6 separate regions of the Homo sapiens genome follow, and all the other regions are linked to region 1. Evidence: chromatin contacts called from ENCODE Hi-C or POLR2A ChIA-PET data. All regions are on one chromosome and are shown on one strand. Each heading gives the region's core, a stretch centred on a gene start or an enhancer-like site at or near the end of the contact. The rest is flanking DNA. Distances are from core to core; before and after follow the strand shown.

Region 1 (3,766 bases), core at 573-3,072:
CTAGCAATGGTCTGTGATATTCTGTCTTAATGTCAGTATAATAATTGGTACCTTTGCAAGCCTTGGTTGCATCCTGAGAATGGAGGAATGGCAGAGGTTGGGTGTAATCCAATTTCCTGTTCTTCTCTTCTCCCTCCCTCCCTCCCTTCCTTCTTTCCTTCTCTTTCTTTTCCCTTTCTTTCTTTCTCTTTCTTTCTTCTTTTTCTTTCTTTTTTTTTTCTTTCTCTTTTCCCTCTTTCCCTCTTTCTTTCTTTGTTGCTTGCTTGCTACAGTGCAGTGGCTCGATTATAGCTCACTACAGCCTCAACCTCCGGAGGTCAAGGAATCCTCCCACCTCAGCCTCCTGAGTAGCTGGCACATGCCACCACTCCACCGCTTTATTATTATTCTTTTAATTAAAAAAATTTTTATAGAGATGGAGTCTCACTATGTTGTCCAGCCTGGCCTTGAACTCCTGGGCTCAAGAGATCCTCTGGCCATGGCCTCCCAAAGTCCTGAGACTATAGGCAAGAGCCACTGCACCCGCCCCCTTCATATTTTAAAAGCAGTAAAATGTTGCCCACACTAATAACATCTACATGGGAACCTCCTATGCTTGGGAGAACTTTGAAATCCCTTCCAACTTGGTAACTCGTCCACGGCTGAGGGTGGCCCGTCAGTGGACATGGCGCAAGGTGGCAAGAACTTGGGGCTGGGGACACTTTGCTGAGGGACCCGGGACAAGCCACACTCCCTATCTGGGCCTCACTATCTTTAGGACCTCGGGTAAAGGCATGGGATTTGGGCACCGGAGGGTTCTAAGATCCAGGTCTTTGCCAGCATGGGGCTCGGAAGCTCCCTGTCCAAATGGCGTTTGTTTGTGGATGGCCACATCATGGTTCTGCCCATCTCCTGACTCTGTGTACTCTGAAAGCCAGGCATGCTTCTTAATTCCCTCTAATGATTTCCCAGAGAGCCTGCTGGATCCAGGCTGCTGCTGTTATCACTGCAGCCGGCCGATGGGGCTCCAAGCAGACGGGCAGATGGCACCCATTTAGGGGCGGATGTGAAATGGGGCTACTGATTTCCAGAGCTTGCTTTCAGTGATGGCTGAGAAAGGCCTACCTGGCGGCACGGACCACCCTGGGGGCACAAAGCGGACAGGCAGCTGATAAGCCTTACCTAATACCTATCCTGTGCTAAAAACTTTACCATCTTCCCAGTTCACTCCCAGTCGGTCTTAGGAGACAGGACCGCTATTGTGCCCATTTTGCAGACAGGAAGCCGAGCTCAGAGAGGATGGGTAACATGCCCGAAGGCACAGAGAGTGTCTTGGTCTGTCCGGACGCGTCTGTAGAGTTACAGGAAGAGAAGGGCCGCCCTCCAGAGGGCCGGGAGCGCCCCAGCGCGGGTCCGGGGTCGAGGTTGGTGGTCCCGCCGCCTGGAAGTGGTGGAGCGGCGCGGGGAGGGGGGAAAGTGGGGAGAGCCGCGAGCGGCAAATCAGGAGGGAGGGCCAGGCTGTCGGGGGCGGACGGGTGGGGCTGGCACCGAGAGGCAGGGGCAGGATAGGAGAGTGGGGGAGACACCAGGTCCGCGCCAGGCGTCTCGGGGGTAAGCCTGGGAAGCTCTGGGGTGGCGAGCGAGCCGGGTGTGGGATGGAGCCTGGGGGCGATCAGAGTGAGGCGGGGAACCGGCGGTGGTCTCGCCTGGGGCCCAGGTGCGGGCCGCGGGGGCGGGAGAAGCCGGAAGCCCAAGCCGGCCGCGCTCCGCCCCGGCGGGTCCAGCCCCCGCCCCCGTCCCCGCCGCCCGGCCCTTTTCTCGGGGCGCCCGAGAGGCCAGCTCAGACCTCCCGGCTCGACAGGCGGCGCGGGCGGCGGTGAGTGCGGCGCGGGGACGCCGGGGCGCGGGGACCAGCGGGAGACAGCGGGGGGCCGGTGGCGCCAGCACCTGCTGGGGGCCCCGGGCACTGAGCCCTTGGCTGGGGCCTCCTGGGATGCCAGGGGGCGCGGGTCGGGTCGCGGGCATCGAGGCGCGGCGGAGGGCGTGGGGGCCCGGCCGGGGCGGGGTCCGGCCTCCCAGCGCTGGTCCCGGCCGCGTCTCCGGTTGGGTTCAGCTCCTGCGTCCCAGAGTGGCCCGATCGCGCGTGGCGGGGTCGTCCGGCCCCCACCCGAACGAGCGCCCTTCGCGGCCCGCCGCGTCCCCCTCCCCGGAGAGGACGGCCCCTGGGCTTTTTAGAAAAAGGCGCGATTCTCTCTAGTGACTCAGGTTGAGATTTCCAGAAATATCCCCCGGGGGTTCAGAAACAAAACCAAAACAAACAAAAAAACCCCAACGAATTCCCAAATGCTATTTGCCAAACATTTGACTTCTAGGGGCGCGGGTACCCGCGTTTCTCTCCCTGCCCCCGCGACTTCGCGCAAGATCCGGGAAGGACACCCGAGGCCCCTGGGAGACCCTGGGGAGGTGAAAATCAGAGAGCGAAGCGGGCCGTGGCCCCTAGGCCTGACCCCTCCCCGCGGGGTAAGGCGGGCACCCCGCGAGCGCAGGGGTCCTCTTACTGCTGATGGCACCCAGCTCTGGGCCCAGACGCCGCTCACCGTCCACCGCCGGTGCTGGGTAGGTGCTGGTGGGACCAGCTGGTGACTGGTGGCAGAAGTGGATCTCGCCCCTCCCTGCCAAGCTAGGCAAATACCCTCCCCGCTCTGGTTTGCAGGTCACTGTGGATAGGTGGTCAGTTGGTGGTGTGCCCGAAGCTCTTCGGGGTCAGGGAGAGGAGGTGATAGGGGAAAGGTGTATGTTCTGGAAGGGCCAGTCATGCTTCAGGGACCAGGCTAGTTGGACCTTCACTGGTTTTCTACTTCCCGACAGTGGAGCTGATGTCACTGGCTGTTGGACTGAGCAGTGGTCACTGGGAAATCTACAGTTTGTGGAAGCCACGGGGTCTTCCAAGCTCCTACCAGTCTTCCCAAAGAGGATGCCTCCCTCCCCTTGGCCTGGTGCACTGGTGCTGGTTCAAAGACTGTCTGAAGCCCAGCTTGGGGTCCTCTTTAGGAAAGCCATGATTTGCCTTAATGTGTGCTTGGCTGCTTCATCTGCCCTCTCACCCCCTGCCTTCTCAGAGTGACTCTTTTTAGGACTTCCTATTTAGGACTAACCCAGATGCCTACAGAGAGAAGTGCAGGCTGGTATCTGGAATTCCACCAGTGTTTTGGTTTTATCAGTTGGAGCAGGATCTAGATGGCGTGTGACTTGCTTTACCTGGCATAGAGTAACACCCATATTGCACTTGGCTTTCTTCTCCACCAGCCCTTGCTCTGGGAACTAAATGTGCACCAAACTCTCTAAGAAACATTTAATTGTAATCTACCATGAGGGAGGCCCATCTCCCTCTTTCCTGTTACTTTAAGGCATGAATAATTGATGCATTTATTCACATTTGAGAAAGTATCTTGTAATGTTTTCACAGATTAAGTGACTGGGTGATTGATCTAAGACGTAGGATCAATTTCTTTCTTTTTTTTTTTTTTTTTTGAGACAGAGTCTCACTGTCGCCTAGGCTGGAGTGCAGTGGTGCGATCTCGGCTCACTGCAACCTCTAACCCTCCCCACCCCACCTCAACCCCCTGCCTGAGTTCAAGCAATTCTAGTGTCTCAACCTCCCAAGTAGCGGGGATTACAGTTGGGTGCCACCATGCTTAGGTAATTTTTGCATTTTTAGTAGAGACAGAGTTTTGCCATGTTGGCCAGGCTGTTTTCGAACTTCTGACCTCTAGTGATCCACCTGCCT
Region 2 (3,766 bases), core at 787-3,286, 510 kb after region 1:
AGGGAGGGGCCATAAGCCAAAGCACAGGCGACCTTTAGAATCCAGAAAAGGCAAGAAAACAGATTCTCCCCAGAGATTTCGGGAAGGACCAACACCTAGACTTTAGCCCAGTGAGACCCGTGGCAGACTTCTAACCTCCAGAGCTGTAAGAGAATAACTGGGTGTTGTAGAAATGTGTAGCAGCAGCCATATGAAACGAATGGACCGCCCAATGTTCCAGACACGGGCTACTGACCTGGTAGCCAAACATACCTGTGTGTCTTCACTGCAGATGCCCCCTCTGCCTGGAAGGCCCTTCCCCAGGTTGTCTGCTGCTTCACACTGGCTCAGAACAACCCTTGGCTCAAAGGCTCGGACGCCCAGAAGCAATTCTTGTCCCTGTTTACCCACCCACCCCCAGCAAGGGCCCAACTACTCTGTATTCTTCTTGATCCTGCAGTTTCCAGCAGAGCACCTGCACCCACCTGCTGAAGTGCATCACTGTGCTAGATGCCTGAAGGGAGGAGGGCTCTGTCCTGTCCTTGTGTTTCTGGTGGCTAGCACAGTGCCTACCATTCAGCAAATGATGGATGGACGCGCACGGGAGTGGGTGAGGAAACACTCAGAGTCCCTGTCTACAGTCAAGTGTGCAATCTGCAGTCTGGATCTTGTGTTTCTGGTGGGAAACAGATGGGATCTATTATGGTTACTGTGCTATGATAGGAACAAGATGCCATGATAGGAAGGGAAGCCGCTGAAGCCAGGGGCCCTGGGAGACCTCAGGAAGTGGCAACAGGGGCTGCATCAATCTAGTCTGGAACCTTCTGCTAGACACTGCTTGGGACTCACATTTCCCAGAGTCTGCCAGCATGGCTCATCAGACTGGAGGCAGCAAAGGGAAGGGGGCCCAGCAGGGAACAGTGAAAGCTGTAGATGTTCATCAGTTTTGCTGCTCTGAAGAATGCAAACCATAGCTGGGAGAGAGTCGAGTTTTATGAGAAACCAGTTAAAGGCTAAAGGTTAACCGGAGTCATTTAAATGACATGCATATTTCCTGGCTTTGCACAGCTCTGGAAAACCCCAACTGCATTTAGAAAAATGCAAAGTGTATTATAAAATTCAAAGGCCAGGGTATAGGTAGTAAAAAAAAGATAAATGCAAAAAGATAATGTGGATGTGCCAAGTTGAAAAACCAGGAAGTTGCATGCGGCTTTTCTACATGAGAATTTGGAAGGAAAAGGAAAGAAAGTCTATCTCACCTTGAACCTTGTATAAAAAATGGTGGCATCCCAGTCAGTCCAAAGGCTGGAGGGAAGATGGGATGAGAACTTTTGGCTCTTAATTATTAGCAAATGACTAAAAAGTTGTGAGGACTGGGGGAGGCCAGCTCAGCCCCAACAACTTCTGAGCCTCCATGGTCTGGCTGGCTGACTCTGGCCTGGACAGTCTCTACTCCTAAGGCATTTTTATGACTGCCTGAAACAAAACAGGCCATTTCCAAGACTGGCACTGGTTCAGAACAACCACAAGAGATAGGGATGGCTGGAGTTTCAGTGCTGCAGGGAGTTTCAAGTTCTGCAAGGGAATCTCCTGCCTAGCCCATGCAAGTGATTATACACAAGGCCAAGCACAGAATGGGTTCAGCTACCTTCTGAGCACACATGTAGCTGTGTGTGGGGCTGCAGGGCTGCAGGGCTGGGGAGCATCCAGGAGGCCCAACCTATTACGCAGGCCCTTCCTCTCAAGACAGGTGCCCAAGGCTCGAGAGGGCAAGTGATTTGTCTTCAAGTCAGGTAGAGGCACACTGTATGCAAGCTTAACTTCCACAAACTCAACTACACGGATGCAGGAAAGTGGAGAGGAGAGGGAGAGAAGCGTAAACAGCTTAAATACCACAGGCCTCTCGGGCTGCCAGACCCATGAGGGAACCTTAGGGGCAGATGGGAATCTGCCTCCCTCATGGGCTTGGCTCTTCCTGCCTATCCCTTGAGCGCCCCTCAAAGTGCCCAGCATGATTCTCCCTGGTAAAGAAACCAGGATTTCATCTGACATGGCCAACCTCTTCCTCTAAAACCTGCTCAACGACGGGGTCTACTGCAGCCCTGCAGTTCAGACTGGCTGTGCCGGACCCACTCCTCATTGAGAAATGTCATTCACCCATGAGGGATCTGTGAGGGTGACTGGGACGGCAGGTGGTTTCCACCTGAGAAACTGACTTTGGAACTTAGAGAGATGTGACTGCTGTACCATGCTACCAAAGCCAGCCTTCCTGATGGCCTCTGGCTGATTAGCAGGTGGGCAAGGAGAGTTCCTAGAGGGAACTAGAATTCATGGAAAGCAGCAAAGCAGACACTGAGTGCTGAGTTCCAGAACATTCCTCACTCTGTCTAATCCCATGGTTCTCAACACTGGCTATGCAATGGAATCCTTTAGGGAGCATTTGAAAATATAGATGTCAGGGCCCCACCCCGGAGCCAGTGACTCAGAACCTTCTGGAGTGAGGTCTGGGTACAGATTGTTTTCAAAGTCCTGCTGGGCCAGAAACCACAGGGCCTTCGCACCACCCACCCTCACGCTTGGTCACAGCTCTGTCCTGGCCTGGCCTAGGAGCAAATCAGATGCCCCTAGAGCGGTTCCCCTGTGGCAAACACATTTTCACTTCTATTTTCAGGCAGGTCAAAGTAAAAATGAAAATTTATGCTTTTACATGTCCCAAGCTCAGTATTCTGTACATTTCTCTAAACACACACACACACACACACACACACACACACACACACACACACACGTTTTTTTTTGTAGAGATGGAGTTTCACCATGTTGGCCAGGCTAGTCATAACTCCTAGCCTCAAGTGATCCGCCTGCCTCAGCCTCCCAAAGTGCTGGGATTACCGGCATGAGCCACCGCGCCTAGCCATATTCTGTACATTTCTTAAAAGTTTAGAAGTATGAACAACATTTGACATTCATTTGAAAAATCTGTCCAGGCCGCCTGCAGCACCACGCATTGTGCTGGTCACCAGCAATACAGAGACCCCTCACACCCTCCACCAGAGTTCTTAAGTCTTAAATCAGGATTTTGCTCTTTTTGTTTTTGACAGGGTCTCACGTTGTCCCCTAGGCTGAAGTGCAGTGGCTCGATCACAGCTCACTACAGCCTCAATCTCCCCAGGTTTCAAGTGATCCTCCCGCCTCAACCTCCCAAGTAGCTGAAACTACAGGCACACGCCACTACGCCTGGCTAATGTTTTTTCTTTTCTTTCTTTTTTTTTTTTTTTTTTGAGACAGAGTCTCACTCTGTCACCCAGGCTGGAGTGCAGTGGCACAATCTTGGCTCACTGTAACCTCCACCTCCCTGGTTCAAGCAATTCCCCTGCCTCAGTCTCCGGTGTAACTGGGATTACAGGCGCATGCCACCACATCCGGCTAATTTTTTTGTATTTTTAGGAGAGACAGGGTTTCACCATGTCAATCAGATTGGTCTCCAACTCCTGACTTCAGGCAATCCGCTCGCCTCAGCCTCCCAAAGTGCTGGGATTACAGGAATGAGCCACCACGCCCGACCTTTTTAGTAGAGAAAAGGTCTCTCCATGTTGCCTCGGCTGGTCTTGAACTCCTAGGCTCAAGTGATCCTCCCGCCTCAGCCTCCCAAAGTCCTGGGATTACAGGCCTAAGCCACTGTGCCCGGCCCTGCTCTTTGTTTTTAAATAGATTCTAATGATCAGTCCTTGTGATTTCAGGTGCTTCCTAAGCCTCAACTTTAACGGGGATTTAGGATTCAAGGTCA
Region 3 (3,766 bases), core at 532-3,031, 360 kb after region 1:
GGAAGTGACTTGCCCAAGGTCACCCAGCTGAGGGCCGTGTTCGCTGCTCCTCCAGCAGGTTTTGTTCTTTCCTTTCCTCAGCATCTCAACCCACGAGAGCCTGGATGTGGCGGTCCCATGGCGGGAGAGGGGGCCTGTGCCCCCACCAGGTGCCCAGTCTCGAGTCAGGATGAGACTCCTGGAGGGTCCCCTGGGAGTCTCCACTGGCAGCACCCCCTCCCCACATCCCCGCAAGGTGGGCATGAGCAGCATTCCCTCTTCAGATGAGGATGTGAGGCTCAGAGGGAAGAGGCGGGCCCGGTCACGTGGCCATGGAAGGATGGGGGGATCTGATCCCAGACCTTTCTACAGCCTGCATTTGGCCTTCTCCATGGCTTTGGGGCAGAGCCAGGGCCGGCCACCACGGAGAGGAGCAGACAGAAACCCAGGGCGGGCAACGGGGAGGTCTCAGGCTGGATGGTGGGGAACCACCGAGGCAGGAAGACGCAGAGCAGAAAGTGAAAGGAACCAGAGGCCTAGAATAGCTGCGGGTGACAGAGCCAGGGGACTACAGACGCTGCCAATAAGAGAAACCAGGCGGCCCACGGAGGGGCGGGGCACCCACTCCTCAGAGAGGCGGCCCCTAGCTGAGGAGGCCCATGGCCAGGTCCCTGCTAACCCGGGCAGCCCCCGCTTGGCTTGGCAGCCTGGGTGGATGCCCAAACTGTGGGAATGGAATTGGGGTGAAGGGCTGTCTTGGGGCAGAGAGGGGCCCACTTCTAACTTTAGGCCGACCTCTGCATCATTTGGATCAATCACCATGAGCTTATAAGATCTGGGACCTGCAAAGCTCATCAAACAGTGCAGCTGGTGAAGCGGGGGCCGTGCCGTGAAGACAAGCCTGTTGGTTAACATCTCCTAGTGGCTGTCGATGTCTGTCTCCGGTGGCAGTTCCCTGCTGTGGTTATGCTGCAGGCTCCAGAGCCAGGCGGCTGGGGTTCAATCCGGGCTTGGCCTCTTGCTGGCTGTGTGACCTTGGGCAAGTCACTTCACTTCTCTGGGCCTCTGTGACTAATATCACTGACTTCACGGGGGTGTCCTGAGGATTAGCTGAATGAGTATAAGTGAAGCACATGGAACAGCTCAGAGAAAGTGCCTCATAAACAGCTTTTATTATCCACTGTCTCCATACACTGTATAGACACACACACACACACACACACACACACACGGGGAAAGTCCCTCCAGGATGTGCACAGGGACTCTTTTTTTTTGTTCACTTCTGTGTCTTCAGGGCCTAGAACAGTGGCTGGCACACAGCGGGTGCTCAATAAATGTTTGTGGAATGGAAGGAGCAGGGGAAGGAGGCGGGGAGGGAAGGAAGGGATGGGAGCGAACAGAAAGTCGGCTATTGCCCAGCGTGGGGCATTGATTCTGTTGCTGTGTTTCATTCCCCTATCACATTGCCATGCACCGCTTTGGTTAATTGAAAAACACTTGTCTTCAAGGAGAGCCAGCAACAGAGCAGGGAGGTGGCTTGCAAGCTGTGATGGTCTTTCAGTTCAGGCTGGCCCCAAGACACCCCCACCATGGCCTGCTAAGATCCCCAGAGACCCCCCTCTCCCGGGCCAGGGCCGGCGGTGGCAGCTGTGCGGCGTGTGGGCAGCTAGAGAGGTGACAGGAAGCTCAGCAGGACAGGCTGTTCCCAGCCTACCAAGAACCTCGAGGCGAGAGGACAGGCTGTTCAGGGCTGAGATCTGCATGCTCCCAGCCCCTCCCGCCCAGGGGAAGTGTCACCAGCATCCAGGGCGGGGACCTCTGCCCTGGCCTGGAGATCTTGTTGCTCTTCTGATCTCTGTGAGGAACTCGGCCCGCTTGCTTTCCAGGAACTGCCTCCTGCAACCGGCGGGCAGATGGTTCACAGGGAAGGCCCGGGGGCCCAGCCCTGCCTACCTCGCACCCTGCGCTGGGCTGCTTCGGACATGCCACTCACCTCTCTGGGCCTCAGCTTCCCCACCTGCAAAACAGAGAAAATAGGGCACCACATGTAGGCATACTGTGAAGATTCAGAGCAAAGTTCAACTTTTTTTGTTTTACCATTAATTACTTTATTTATTTATTTTTATTTATTTATTTTCCTGAGATGGAGTCTCACCTGTCCCCCAGGCTGGAGTGCAGTGGCGTCATCTTGGCTCACTGCAACCTCCACCTCCAGGGTTCAAACCATTCTCCTGCCTCAGCCTCCCGAGTAGCTGAAATTACAGGTGCATGCCAACACGCCTGGCTAATTTTTGTATTTTTAGTAGAGATGGGGTTTCACCATGTTGGCCAGGCTGGTCTCGAACTCCTGACCTCAGGTGATCTGCCCGCTTCGGCCTCCCAAAGTGCTGGGATTACAGGCATGAGCCACTGCACCCAGCCCCATTAATTACTTTAAAACAAATGGTGGCATCTAGGCACAGTGGCTCATGCCTGTAATCCTAGAATTTCGCAAGGCTGAGGTGGAAGAATTGCTTCAGGTCAGGAGTTTGAGACCAGCCTAGTCAACGTGGTGAAACCCCATCTCTACTAAAAATACAATAATTAGCTGGGTGTGGTGGCACACACCTGTAATTCCAGCTACTCGGGAGGCTGAGGCATGAAAATAGCTTGAACCTGGGAGGCAGAGGTTGCAGTGAGCTGAGATCATGCCACTGCACTTAAGTCTGGGTGACAGAGTGAGAATCTGTCTCCAAAAAAGAAAGAAAGAAAGAAAAAGGTGGTAAAATACACATCACATAAAAATCACCAATTTAAAGTACAGTTAGGTAGCATTTAGTACGTTCACAGTGTTATATAACCATCAGTCTAGTTCCAGAATGTTTTCCCCACCCTAAAATACAACCCCATATTCATAGCAGTCACCCGCCCAACCGCCCTTGTCCCAGCCCCTGGTAAACCCTAATCTATCTTTCTTTCTTTCTTTCTTTCTTTCTTTCTTTCTTTCTTTCTTTCTTTCTTTCTTTCTTTCTTTCTTTCTTTTTCTCTTTCTTTCTTTTTCTTTCCTTTCTTTCTTTCTTTCTTTTTCTTTCTTTCTTTCCTTTCTTTCTTTTCTTTCTTTTTCTTTTCTTTCTTTCTTTCTTTTCTTTGTTTCTTTCTTTCTTTCTTTCTTTCTTCCTTCCTTCCTTCTTTCCTTCCTTCCTTAATTCCTTCCTTCCTTCCTTCCTTCCTTCTCTCTCTCTCTCTCTTTCTTTTTTTGAGACAGATTCTCGCTTTGTCGCCCAGGCTGGAATGCAGTGGCGCCGTCTCAGCTCACTGCAAGCTCCATCTCCCAGGTTCACGCCATTCTCCTGCCTCAGCCTCCCGAGTAGCTGGGACTAAAGGGGCCCGTCACCACGCCCGGCTAATTTTTTGTATTTTTTAGTAGAGACGGGGTTTCACCGTGTTAGCCAGGATGGTCTCGATCTCCTGACCTTGTGATCCACCCGCCTTGGCCTCCCAAAGTGCTGGGATTACAGGCGTGAGCCACCGTGCCCGGCCAACCCTAATCCACTTTCTTCTTCTGTGGATTTGCCTATTCTGGACATTTCATATAAATGGAATCATACAGTAAGTGGCCTTTTGTGTCTGACTTCTTTCACTCAACATATTTTCAAGTTCATCCACTTTATGTAGCATGAATCAGTCTTTTATTACCATGATTCCTACAATCCATTCATTACTTTAAAAAAAAAAAAAAGGACTTCAAAAAGTGTTTATCGGCTGGGTACAGGGGCTCATGCCTGTAATCCCAGCACTTTGGGAGGCC
Region 4 (3,766 bases), core at 828-3,327, 330 kb after region 1:
TACAACCCCGGGATGGAGGTACTATTTATTTATTTTTTTTTGAGACAGGGTCTTAGTCTGTTGCCCCGGCTGGAGTGCAGTGACACAATCGTGGCTCACTGCAGCCTTGACCTCCTGGGCTCAGGCAATCCTCCTGCTTCAGCCTCCCAAGTAGCTGGGACTGCAGGTGCAATCCACTACGACTGGCTGATTTTTGTACTATTTTTTTTTTTTTTTTTTTTTTTTTGTAGAGAGGGGGTCTCACTTTGTTGCCCAGGCTGTTCTCAAACTCCTGGGCTCAAGCAATCCTCCTGTCTTGGCCTTCCAAGTGCTGGGATTATAGGCATGAGCTACTGCGCCCTGCTAGAGGTACTATTATTATCCCCATTTCACAGATAAAGAAACCATGGCAGAGAGGTTAATTACATGCTCAAGGTCACAAGAATAGAAAGGTGCAGATTTGGAACTGGGTCTCCTTGTATTCCATCACCCTCCACAGAGTGTGGCCTCCAGCAGATGTTCAGTGGACATCTCTCGAATGATCACACACCTGACCTCTGGTGCAGGCAAGGTTCTGCATCTTCTCTCACCCCCTCACGCACGCGCACGCACACACACGCACAACCTAGGAGGCTACACCAATGACCACCACCAGCCCTGGCCACATGCAGATTCAGGGCACTGATGGGGTGCTAAGCTGGGCTGATTCTGGGCCACTCCCTGTGTTCAGGAGGTTAATAAGGACCTAGGCTCTGCCTGGGGAAAGAGGTATCGTGGGGCCAGGGAGGCGGGAAGGGACTGGGCACCAGGGCTTCCAGGAGAGAAGCCGTCTGAGAGCTGTCTGTAGAGGGCAGTGTGTCCCAGTGTGAGGCCAGTAACCAAGTGCCCAGCCTAGCCAGGTTTTTATGTGGCCCCTTGTGATGCTGGGGCTCCTCACATGCCTTCATTCAAAAATACACGGAGCAGCCAGGCACCTACTCCATGGCCTCGCACGACAATCGGAATCACTAAATCACAAACACGTGTGCAAATTACAGCCCCGACCACCGACCGCCCACCATCCCAAGCCCCGGCCGTGTGTGTGGTGGGAAGGCAGTCTTTGAAGGGCAGATGCCTGACGGAGCAGTAGGAGGGGGAAATCTATGAGGAAGGGGTCGGGGGAGAGGAGGGCTAGGAAACCAGGTTTGGGGATTCATCACGTCTGAGAATGCACCATTTTTTCACTGGGCTCCAATTTGATGTCGTCCAGCTGCACCTCTCCCCAAAATGAAGACGGGGAAGGCGAGATCCAGGTCCAGAGCTCCCAATCTGCAAGCCATTGCAAATCCCAGCCCCTCCCCAGCCTCAGTTTCTTCCGCAGCCGGGTAGTGGGAGCGCAGGGAGGGCAGTCGAGGCCACCAGGGACCTTGCCCGGCCCCGCCCAGTTTCCGAGGAACTGGGCCGGGGTGGAGGCGCCCGCGCCGCCAGGGGTTCCTCTGAAGCCTGTGGTCAGGCCGCCGCTTCCCGGGAAGCCCGAGCCAAGACCAGAGACCGCGGCCGGCCGGGGCTTCGGGACAGCAGGGCGGGCGACTGAGGGCGTCGACGGCGGGTGGAGCAGGGGCTAGGAGGGGGTCTACGGGTGGGGTCAGGCTCAGGGTTGGGGACACCTTCTGTGGCCTCCTAGGGGGATCTGGCTGCAGGGGAGGAGAGGACAGGGCTCTGCCCCCGGCGGGTGTGGAGACAGCTGGGGCGGAGGAGGGTGTGTCAGGGCGCGTCCCAAGAGGGCCTGGCGGCAGAAAGTGGAACCCGAGGTAGCGGGGCAAAATCGGGGTCGCCAAGTCCGAAGGAGGGGTCCGAGAAGTGGCCGGAAGGCGCAGGGTCGGGGCCAGAGCCCCTCGAGAGGCGGGTGCTGGGGCAGGTGCGAACAGGCGGGCAGAGGGCCCCGCGGGAGGGTCCAGAAGAGAGGGAAACAGGGCCGAAGCGGTCCTCGCCGGACGCCACCGCGGAAAGAGAAACCAAAAGTGGAGCTGGGGGCGGGGCCGGCAGGGGGCGGGGCCTCCCGCCGTCGCCAGCCCCGCCTCCGAGCCGGTTTAAAAGACTGGCGCAGGGGCGGGCGCCGAACAGAGCGAGCTGCGGCCGTGGCAGCTGCACGGCTCCTGGCCCCGGAGCATGCGCGAGAGCCGCCCCGGAGCGCCCCGGAGCCCCCCGCCGTCCCGCCCGCGGCGTCCCGCGCCCCGCCGCCAGGTGAGCCGGGCCCTGGGCGAGGAGGCGGGAGGGAGGAGGGAGGGGAGTCCAGGGCAGCCAGGAGTCGGGCGAGCCTCGGGGGCTGCAGAATGGGGTCGCGGCCGCGATGCCCCTGACCCTCGCCGGCCCCACCCAGGCCGCCCCCCGCGCGCGGGGCTCCCGCAGCACAGCCTTTCTCCGGCCCTAGCCCAAATCGCCCAGACCAGGCGCGGATCCCAGCCTGGCCAGCAGGCGGCGGGCGCGGGGCGGCGAGCCGGGGCCGGACGGCTGGAGCCAGAACCGGCTGCTCTCCACGCCCCCCTCTCGGTGCTGCCCGGAGGCCGGACTCCGCCTCCACCGAGCCCCCACCCGCCGGGAAGAGCTCCGCGGAGTACAGAGCCCATTTTCTAGCTGTGTCCACTGAGGCTGAACGGATCCGCGCGGACTTGGTGCTCCGTGCTCGCCCCCTAGGGCCGGGTCCGCCGGGAGCGCCGCCCTCCGGAGTTGTCCGGCCGGCGCACACCTGCCCGGCCCCGCAGCGCCCCAGCTCACCTCTTTGTCTCTCCCGCAGCGCACCCCCGGACGCTATGGCCCACCCCTCCGGCTGGCCCCTTCTGTAGGATGGTAGCACACAACCAGGTGGCAGCCGACAATGCAGTCTCCACAGCAGCAGAGCCCCGACGGCGGCCAGAACCTTCCTCCTCTTCCTCCTCCTCGCCCGCGGCCCCCGCGCGCCCGCGGCCGTGCCCCGCGGTCCCGGCCCCGGCCCCCGGCGACACGCACTTCCGCACATTCCGTTCGCACGCCGATTACCGGCGCATCACGCGCGCCAGCGCGCTCCTGGACGCCTGCGGATTCTACTGGGGGCCCCTGAGCGTGCACGGGGCGCACGAGCGGCTGCGCGCCGAGCCCGTGGGCACCTTCCTGGTGCGCGACAGCCGCCAGCGGAACTGCTTTTTCGCCCTTAGCGTGAAGATGGCCTCGGGACCCACGAGCATCCGCGTGCACTTTCAGGCCGGCCGCTTTCACCTGGATGGCAGCCGCGAGAGCTTCGACTGCCTCTTCGAGCTGCTGGAGCACTACGTGGCGGCGCCGCGCCGCATGCTGGGGGCCCCGCTGCGCCAGCGCCGCGTGCGGCCGCTGCAGGAGCTGTGCCGCCAGCGCATCGTGGCCACCGTGGGCCGCGAGAACCTGGCTCGCATCCCCCTCAACCCCGTCCTCCGCGACTACCTGAGCTCCTTCCCCTTCCAGATTTGACCGGCAGCGCCCGCCGTGCACGCAGCATTAACTGGGATGCCGTGTTATTTTGTTATTACTTGCCTGGAACCATGTGGGTACCCTCCCCGGCCTGGGTTGGAGGGAGCGGATGGGTGTAGGGGCGAGGCGCCTCCCGCCCTCGGCTGGAGACGAGGCCGCAGACCCCTTCTCACCTCTTGAGGGGGTCCTCCCCCTCCTGGTGCTCCCTCTGGGTCCCCCTGGTTGTTGTAGCAGCTTAACTGTATCTGGAGCCAGGACCTGAACTCGCACCTCCTACCTCTTCATGTTTACATATACCCAGTATCTTTGCACAAACCAGGGGTTGGGG
Region 5 (3,766 bases), core at 739-3,238, 260 kb before region 1:
GGCAGGAGAATGGCGTGAACCCAGGAGGCGAAGCTTGCAGTGAGCCAAGATCGCGCCACTGCACTCCAGCCTGGGCGACAGAGCAAGACTCCGTCTCAAAAAAAAAAAAAAAAAAAATTAGCCAGGCATGGTGGTGCATACCCGTAATCTCAGCTACTGGGGAGGCTGAGGCAGGAGAATAGCTTGAGCTCAGGAGGCGGAGGTTGCGGTGGGCTGAGATCTCGCCATTGCACTCCAGCCTGGGCAACAAGAGCGAAACTCTGTCTCAAAAAAAAAAAAAAAAGTAGCCGGGCATGGTGGCGTCCGCCTGTAGTTTCAGCTACTCGGGAGGCTGAGACAGGAGAACTGCTTGAACCCGAAAGGGAGAGACTGCAGTGAGACAAGATCACTGCACTCCAGCCTGGGCGTCAGGGCAAGACTCCCTCTTTAAAAAAAAATTGGCCGTGGTGGTTCACGCCTATAATCCTAGCACTTTGGGAGGCCGAGGCAGGTGGATCATGAAGTCCAGGAGTTCAAGACCAGCCTGGCCAGGATGGTGAAACCCCATCTTTACTAAAAATACAAAAATTAGCCGGGCGTTGTGGCGCGTGCCTGTAATCCTAGTTACTCGGGAGGCTGAGGCAGAGAACTGCTTGAACCCGGGAAGCGAAGGATACAGTGAGCCCAGATCGTGCCACTGCACTCCAGCCTGTGCGACAGAGCGAGACTCCATTACAAAAAAAAAAAAAAAAAAAAGGAAAAAAATTAATTAAACCCATCCAACAAGAGAAAGGAGAAGTATCTCCTAAACATGCCTAGAACATCTCTGGAAGGTTCCAGGAGACACTGGTAAGGGTACCTCTGGGGAGGCGGGTGGAGTGGGAGGAAGACATTACAAAGCAAACCTGTCCTACCCAAGGGCCGCGTGCGGCCCTGGAGGCCAGGCTTTGAATACAGCCCAACACGAATTCGTAAACTTCCTTAAAGCATTACGAGATTTTTTTTAGATTTTTTTTTTAAAGCTCGTCGGCTATCATTAGTATTAGTTTTATATATGGGCCCAGGCAATTCTTCTTCCAGTGTGGCCCACGGAAGCCAAAAGATTGGACTCCCCTGTTCTAAGGTATTCCATTTGTCAGTTATCCAGCCTCCACTCCTAACCTGTTTGTTTAGCGACAAGGTCTCACTCTACTGCCTACGCTGGAGTGCAGTGGCGCGGATCAGAACTCACCGAGCCTCGAATTCCTCAAGATCCTCCATCCTCCGCCTCCCAAGTAGCCGGGACTACAGGCGCGCACCACCACGCCGGCTAATGTTTATAATTTTTGGAGAGACGGAGTCTCGTATATGCACGGACTGGTCTCCAACTCCTGGAATCCCTCCGCCTCGGCCTCCCAGAGCGCTGGGATTCCAGACGCCAGCCACGCGCACGACCAGCCACGCTTATTTGTACAGGATCTTACCTCCCGCCTCTCTGCGAGACCAGAAGCTCCTAAGAGACTGGCCCAGACTCATCTTTCGGTCCCTCATGCTGCTTAACGTGGCAGGTCGGGTGGCTCCGGGTGGCTCCCGTGCCTTATATTTCAGGGACTCCTCACCAGCCTGGGGTTGGCGTCGCCTAAAGTCAACGGGCAGGTGGGCAGTGGAGCCAGGATTCCGCGCTCTGCCCATGCCACGCGCGGCCTTCCCGGAGGCGGGGACCGTGGAGTGTGGAGGACCCCACTGGGCCTCCTGACGGGACTCTTCTCTCGCCTCAAGGCGCTTTCTTGATTTCTATCTAGTAAGAGTGAGAGGACACCCAAGCTACTCCCCACAGCTCATGGAAAGCTGGAGAAAAGCGGAAGAGCAGGTGCCTCCTCAAAGAAGGGATTCTGACAGCAGCCACTGCCCCGGAGAGCGAAACCCCACGCTCTCCCGGAAATGACGCACAGAGGCTCGGTTCCCGCCCCCTCGCTTCCGGGGCCGGGCTTGCTCGCGCGTGCGCACCAGAAGCCAGCAGTGGGGTTGCACACGCGCCTCTTCACGAGGTGGAAACAAGATGGAGGATTCGGCCTCGGCCTCGCTGTCTTCTGCAGCCGCTACTGGAACCTCCACCTCGACTCCAGCGGCCCCGACAGCACGGAAGCAGCTGGATAAAGAACAGGTGAGTGGTTCCTGGGGAGGGTGGCTTGGAAGCAGTGTGGCGGTTACCTCGTGAGGCGCAGGGTGCCGGAACCCGAGTGCGTGCTCGGCGGACTTCCCCGGGGCTGTGGGACGGTCGCTGGCGGGCCGTGTGCCTCAGCTGTCTCTCCCCTTTACACACGTGGGTGGGCGCCTGCTTTCCCTGGTCCTGCGGCCTGGCGCTAGTGAATTGGGTTGCAAGTGTGCTGTGGAGCTAGATGAGATAGACCTGGCGACCTGGCTTAGCTTCCCTATCATTAGCGCTTGACCGAATCGCTTAGTTTTGCAGGTCTGTTACCCGTTATTTAAAGTGGGCCCTTCGGCTCCCCGTTATCCAGGATCGGGAGAGGTAATGAGTGTAAAGCGCTTTGGCCTGGTACATGGTAAGAAGGTGCTCAGTAGGCCGGGCGCGGTGGCTCACGCCTGTAATCCCAGCACTTTTGGAGGCCGAGGCGGGTGGATCACCTGAGGTCAGGAGTTCGATACCAGCCTGGCCAACATGGTGAAACCCCGTCTCTACTAAAAATACAAAAATTAGGTGGGCGTGGTGGCGGGCGCCTGTAATCTCAGCTACTCGGGAAGCTGAGGCAGGAGAATTGCCAGGAGTTCTCAGTAAATGCTAAATGCATTTTGCTTTGCGTTTTTCCTGGGATTACTGCTTTCATCATTGAGGGCAGGAGGGGCACGTTTCCCTCTAGCCCAATCTCTTTAAGTAGAAGAGGTGCCCTTCTGCACACAGTACTGGAAGTGGGTACTTAGGCATGTTTGATGGATTCTTAGATTTCTGTGAATATAAACTGCAGGATCCTAATAGATACGGTTATGGAGGTTACCCCTTGAAATAGAAGTTGGAAGGGAAAAAATAGAAGGTGTGGGAGGGGGCAAATGCTAAATTAGATTGAGAACATTTCATTTATTTGTGTAAGTTATTGTGAAAACATTTCACTTATTTGTCTAATTTCCACTTTGCAGGTTAGAAAGGCAGTGGACGCTCTCTTGACGCATTGCAAGTCCAGGAAAAACAATTATGGGTTGCTTTTGAATGAGAATGAAAGTTTATTTTTAATGGTGGTATTATGGAAAATTCCAAGTAAAGAACTGAGGGTCAGATTGTAAGTTGTGATTTTCTACCTTTGCTGTTTTTATCTGTGTGTTTATTCTTTGTAACTCGAACAATTGCATCATGGTTACTAATGGAAACTTTGCAAACTTATAATAAAAATCTGACGTGAAGTAAAACAACTATGTCCAAAAGAACCATAGAGGCTTGATGTGGTGGCTCACACCTGTAATCCCAGCACTTTGGGAGGCCGAGGTGGACGGATCACCTGAGGTCGGGAGTTCAAAACCAGCCTGGCCAACATGGTAAAACCCTGTCTCTCCAAAAATACAAAAATTAGCCAGGCATGATGGCGGGTGCCTGTAATCTCAGCTACTCGGGAGGCTGAGGCAGGAGAGTGGCAGTGAGCGGAGATGTCTCCATTGCACTCCAGCCTAGGCGACAGAGCAAGACTCTGTCTCAAAAAAATAAAAAATAATAAAAAATAAAAGAACCGTAGAAATTCAGATGTGCTAAAATTTTCTAGAAATTTCACCAGTTTTCTTAGAGCTTGGTGGACAGCTAACG
Region 6 (3,766 bases), core at 882-3,381, 260 kb after region 1:
ATCTCAAATACTTGGTGTTGGGCAAAAGAAGCCAGACCCAAAAGTACACATCTACAGGATTCCATTCATCTGACATTTGGGCATAGCTACAACTCTAGGGACAGAAAACAGACCAGTGATTGTCAGGGGCTGGGAGCAGGGGAGGGGATGATGACAAAAGGGTAGCAAGTGGGAATTTTTTGGAGGGATGAAATTATTTTGTGTACTGGTTGTGGTGGTGGTTAGATGACTCTCAGCTGTGTCAAAATTTAGAGAATGGGGGGCTGGGCGCAGTGGCTCACACCTGTAACCCCAGCACTTTGGGAGGCTGAGGTGGGTGGATCACTTGAGGTCAAGAGTTCGAGATTAGCCTGGCCAACATGGCAAAACCCTGTCTCTTCCAAAAAATACAAAACTTAGCCAGGCATGGTGGTGGACACATGTAGTCCCAGCTACTTAGGAGGCTAAGGTGGGAGAATCGCTTGAACCTGGGAGGCGGAGGTAGCAATGAGCTGAGATCATGCCACTACACTCCAGCCCGGTCAACAGAGTGAGTCTCTGCATTAAAAAAAAAAAAAAAAAAAAATATATATATATATATATATATACACACACACATATATATAGAATGGCACATACATACCCAGAACAGAATCCCAGCCCCGTGCAAATGACAACTTGTCACAGGTGGTGGCCCAGCTGGAAAATATTTGTTTCTTCTTCAGGGACTTCAGTCAAGAAAGCCCAGTAGTACCTAAGTTAACTACCAAGGAGAAGAGGGAGTAGAGAATGACTGCTTAATGGATACAGAGTTTCCTTTGGGAATGATGAAAATGTTTTCCAACTAAAGAGAGGTGGTAGTTGCACAACGCTGTAAATGTACTAAGCACCACTGAATTGTTCATTTCAAATTAGTTAATTTTATGTTACGTGAATTTCACTTCCATTTATTAAAAATAGGTTCCAGGCCAGGCTCACGCCTATAATCCCAACATTTTGGGAGGCCAAAGCGGGAGGATCGCTTGAGCCCAGGAGTTCAAGACCAGGCTGGGTAACAGGGAGACCCCCGTCTCTACAAAAAATTAAAAAATTAGCTGGGCATGGTGTTGTGTGCCTGTAGTCCCAGCTACTTGGGAGGCTGAGGTGGTAGGATCACTTGAGCCTAGGAAGTCGAGGCTGCAGTGAGCTGTGATCATGCCACTGCACTGCAGCTTGGATGACAGAGCAAGACCCTGTCTCTAAAAAAAATAAGTAAATAAAAAAGGTTCGACTCCCCCCTCAAAAATAGTATCCAGGGATAACTGTGCCCTAAATCTACCCCCAAGAAATTCAGGCCCTTTGAGAGGTTAAGTAACTTACTCAATGCCTCACAGCCAGGAAGAGGTTGACCCTGAAATCAGCCTGCCTCCAAAGCTCCAGTTCTTTCTACTGGAGACGGGAGAAAATGGGTTAAATATCACTCATCCCTTTCTCTCCAGGGAATTCCTCAGGAATTCCTTTCCCCTGGAGCAGTGTGACTTTATTTACATAAAAACTCTTCCAGGGACAGAAACAAGAAATGCAGACCAGTACCAGTATATTGTTGTACCTGTAACAGACCCTTTTTCTCAAAATAACCGCAATTCTGTGAAAGTGGAAGTGTTCTAGAAAATCGAGACAGAGCATCACTCCACGTGTTTGCACAGAAAGAAACAAACCTTCTGAGCAGTGCGCTGAATCCAAACGCCTGATTTCACAGGGAAGGAAGGAAAAGCGGGGTACATGAGACGTTGAAATGCACCCCCCAGGGCAGTAGGGGCATTTTTTTGAGTGAGTTTGGGATGGGGTTAGGTGGGAGGCAGGGGGATGGACAAAATGAACACCTGCCAAAGCCCCAAAGCAGTTTCTCCAACCCAGAATGCCCTGACCACCAGTGAGGGGTAGTTTCCCAACTGTCCTGGTATGAGGTTTTCTGGGGGGCCTGACCTTCATTCGAAGTTCAATGAAGCACACAGCGCCCCTGCATCAGAGATTGCTTCTGAGGGACTCAAACCTCAGCCTTGCAAAACAGCGACACTTGAGTGAACCCAGCTGGAGACAAAGGAAGTGTGAGTCAGCCCAAGAATTTCTTTTAAAAGGCCGAGTGAAGGAGGCCACAGCTGCTGAACTGGAAGACAGAATTTGCATGAGCCTGGGGCTAGGCTCTGGGCACCAACCTCCGGATGTCCTCAGGGATCTGTGAGCAGAGAGGCCTGGCTGCAAAGGGTCTGGAGGACGGCCCTTCTGCTAAGGTGTCCGCTCCCAAGGCAGAGGGCTTGGGGGAGCTGGAGGAGGCTGGGTTCCAGGAGGGGTGGCCAGGTAAGTCCTTGGGCCAGTAGGGAAGAAGTCCAACTGTGTACAAACGTTACCTCTGAGCCACACCACTACCCTGCCAGGAGGTTTGATGTGGTCCCATTTTACAGAGGGGAAGACTGAGTCTGATTTCTTCACTCAACAAGTGCTCACTGAATGCCTGGGATGCAGCGGTGAACAAAACCAACAAAAGACCCTGCTTTTATGGAGTTTATAATCTGGTGAAGGATGGGGAGAGAGCAAGAGACAATTTCGGGTGCTAAGCACATGCAGATGAAGAAAATAAACCAGGAGGGGTGGGGAGAGGGGCTTATCTGCACAGGCTCCCTCAGCTGAGACCTGAATGACAGAAGGGGCTGGTGGGCTGGGGAAGGGCCACTCCCACCAGAGGGAATGGCGAATGCTAAGGCCCTGCAGCGGGAGCGACCCTGTGTGTATGAGGAACAGAAAGGCCAGTATGGGTGCGCAGTGATGGGGGAGCAGTCAGTGATGCAGTCAAGAGGTCGGTGAGGCAAGATCAGGTAGAGACTCACAGGCCACTTAAAGGAATTTGGATTTTGCTTTAAATGTACCAGGAATGCGCATTTTTGAGGGGAGGGGTGGGGAGAGACAGAGAGAGGAGGCTGGGCACAGTGGCTCACATCTGTAATCTCAGCACTTTAGGATGCCAAAGTGGGAGGATCACTTGAGGTCAGGAAACCAGCCTGGCCAACATGTCAAAACCCCGTCTCTACCAAAAATACAAAAATTAGCCGGGCGTGGTAGTGGGTGGCCTATAAACCCATCTACTTGAGAGGCTGGGGCAGGAGAATCACTTGAGCCCGGGAGGTGGTTGCACTCCAGCCTGCGCAACAGAGGGAGATTCCATCTCAAAAAAAAAAAAAGAGAGAGAGAAAGAGAAAGAGAGAGACATGACCTGATTTTCGTTTTCAGTAGACGCCCCTGGCCGCCGCGTGGAGACTGGGCTGTGGGGGCAGAGGAGTGGAGAGACTAGCCAGGAGGCTGCAGCTGCGGTTTCACTCTACTCCCCACGGCCCGATGAGGGGAGACAAAGACAGAACTCAAGGATGGACTTGGTTTGGGACTTGAGCGACTGGGTCCATGCAGGTGTCCTTGCCTGAGGCAAGGATGGTTTGAGCCAGGGCACCCAGCCGGAGCTGGCTAGACTCCCTTTCTCCCGTGCCGCCCACCCCACAGAAGGCCCGGAGCGTTCATGCTGGCATTCAGGGACCTCCACACCCCTCCCTCCTCTTGCCTCTCCATTTTGACCTCACGCTGCTCCCCATGGCCACAGAGCTCTTGTCTCTCTCTCCTGACATGCCATGCTCAGTCCCAGCTCCAGACCTTTGCTCACGCTGCTCCTGCCTGAGGGCCCTTCCTCCTCCCTTGGCCTGAGTGGAGGCCTGAGAAGGGCTTTATAGAGCAGTGGCTCTCAAGCTAGCACCTGCCTGGATTT

Evidence for each region. Hi-C counts contacts between places; a loop is a spot of excess contacts on that map. ChIA-PET counts read pairs that join two places held with the same protein, here RNA polymerase II (POLR2A). Pooled maps may share reads with other maps.
Region 2: a map with no recorded cell type shows a loop between it and region 1 (4-fold over the local background). The contact joins the enhancer-like site here to the promoter of LITAF in region 1. A Hi-C loop is called at or near these places in 3 of 37 single-sample maps with no recorded cell type and 4 of 50 pooled maps. POLR2A ChIA-PET finds 5 or more read pairs at or near these places in 1 of 52 experiments (PC-9).
Region 3: a pooled map shows a loop between it and region 1 (7-fold over the local background). The contact joins the enhancer-like site here to the promoter of LITAF in region 1. A Hi-C loop is called at or near these places in 1 of 37 single-sample maps with no recorded cell type and 6 of 50 pooled maps. POLR2A ChIA-PET finds 5 or more read pairs at or near these places in 1 of 52 experiments (activated CD4-positive, alpha-beta T cell).
Region 4: a loop to region 1 is called in a map of naive thymus-derived CD4-positive, alpha-beta T cell, with 2.2 times the contacts of the local background. The contact joins the promoter of SOCS1 here to the promoter of LITAF in region 1. A Hi-C loop is called at or near these places in 2 of 168 maps with a recorded cell type or tissue (CD8-positive, alpha-beta T cell and naive thymus-derived CD4-positive, alpha-beta T cell), 8 of 37 single-sample maps with no recorded cell type and 11 of 50 pooled maps. POLR2A ChIA-PET finds 5 or more read pairs at or near these places in 10 of 52 experiments (AG04449, HepG2, PC-9 and 7 more).
Region 5: a pooled map shows a loop between it and region 1 (9-fold over the local background). The contact joins the promoter of RSL1D1 here to the promoter of LITAF in region 1. A Hi-C loop is called at or near these places in 1 of 37 single-sample maps with no recorded cell type and 8 of 50 pooled maps. POLR2A ChIA-PET finds 5 or more read pairs at or near these places in 4 of 52 experiments (GM10248, HCT116, HepG2 and 1 more).
Region 6: a pooled map shows a loop between it and region 1 (4-fold over the local background). The contact joins the enhancer-like site here to the promoter of LITAF in region 1. A Hi-C loop is called at or near these places in 5 of 37 single-sample maps with no recorded cell type and 8 of 50 pooled maps. POLR2A ChIA-PET finds 5 or more read pairs at or near these places in 2 of 52 experiments (GM12878 and H1).

The regions. Positions count from the first base shown.
Region 1 is chr16:11,584,975-11,588,740 of GRCh38, reverse strand. It overlaps LITAF (lipopolysaccharide induced TNF factor), which reads left to right and starts at 1,822. Exons shown (of 4, transcript NM_001136472.2): 1 at 1,822-1,855. RefSeq lists silencers at 1,469-1,948, 1,979-2,058 and an enhancer at 2,959-3,068.
Region 2 is chr16:11,076,966-11,080,731 of GRCh38, reverse strand. The region is part of intron 19 of CLEC16A (C-type lectin domain containing 16A); the gene reads right to left. Among named protein-coding and RNA genes, the nearest start is that of CLEC16A, 130 kb to the right of the region's middle. Within about 2 kb of position 2,036, at least 20 of the 41 ENCODE cell types and tissues checked have a DNase peak (open chromatin) inside an H3K27ac peak, as active enhancers do.
Region 3 is chr16:11,222,331-11,226,096 of GRCh38, reverse strand. It overlaps LOC107984859 (a long non-coding RNA gene), which reads right to left. Exons shown (of 4, transcript XR_007064984.1): 3 at 1,973-1,996; 4 at 1,133-1,875. Among named protein-coding and RNA genes, the nearest start is that of SOCS1, 32 kb to the left of the region's middle. RefSeq lists enhancers at 43-602, 1,033-1,112, 1,593-1,642. Within about 2 kb of position 1,781, at least 20 of the 41 ENCODE cell types and tissues checked have a DNase peak (open chromatin) inside an H3K27ac peak, as active enhancers do.
Region 4 is chr16:11,254,515-11,258,280 of GRCh38, reverse strand. SOCS1 (suppressor of cytokine signaling 1) reads left to right here and starts at 2,077. Exons shown (of 2, transcript NM_003745.2): 1 at 2,077-2,202; 2 at 2,753-3,766. The coding sequence starts at 2,803. The coding sequence ends at 3,438. All of the region lies in intron 1 of LOC105371082 (a long non-coding RNA gene), which reads right to left. RefSeq lists silencers at 1,432-1,631, 1,882-2,621, 2,722-2,771, 2,782-2,931, 3,342-3,431.
Region 5 is chr16:11,849,764-11,853,529 of GRCh38, reverse strand. RSL1D1 (ribosomal L1 domain containing 1) reads left to right here and starts at 1,988. Exons shown (of 9, transcript NM_015659.3): 1 at 1,988-2,122; 2 at 3,112-3,251. The coding sequence starts at 2,018. RefSeq lists enhancers at 786-1,319, 1,320-1,854, 1,627-2,826 and a silencer at 1,872-2,058.
Region 6 is chr16:11,327,021-11,330,786 of GRCh38, reverse strand. The region is part of intron 1 of LOC105371082 (a long non-coding RNA gene); the gene reads right to left. Among named protein-coding and RNA genes, the nearest start is that of RMI2, 17 kb to the left of the region's middle. RefSeq lists enhancers at 1,324-2,103, 2,162-2,211, 3,102-3,161, 3,222-3,291, 3,382-3,441. Within about 2 kb of position 2,131, at least 20 of the 41 ENCODE cell types and tissues checked have a DNase peak (open chromatin) inside an H3K27ac peak, as active enhancers do; they include GM12878, where a contact is called at or near this core.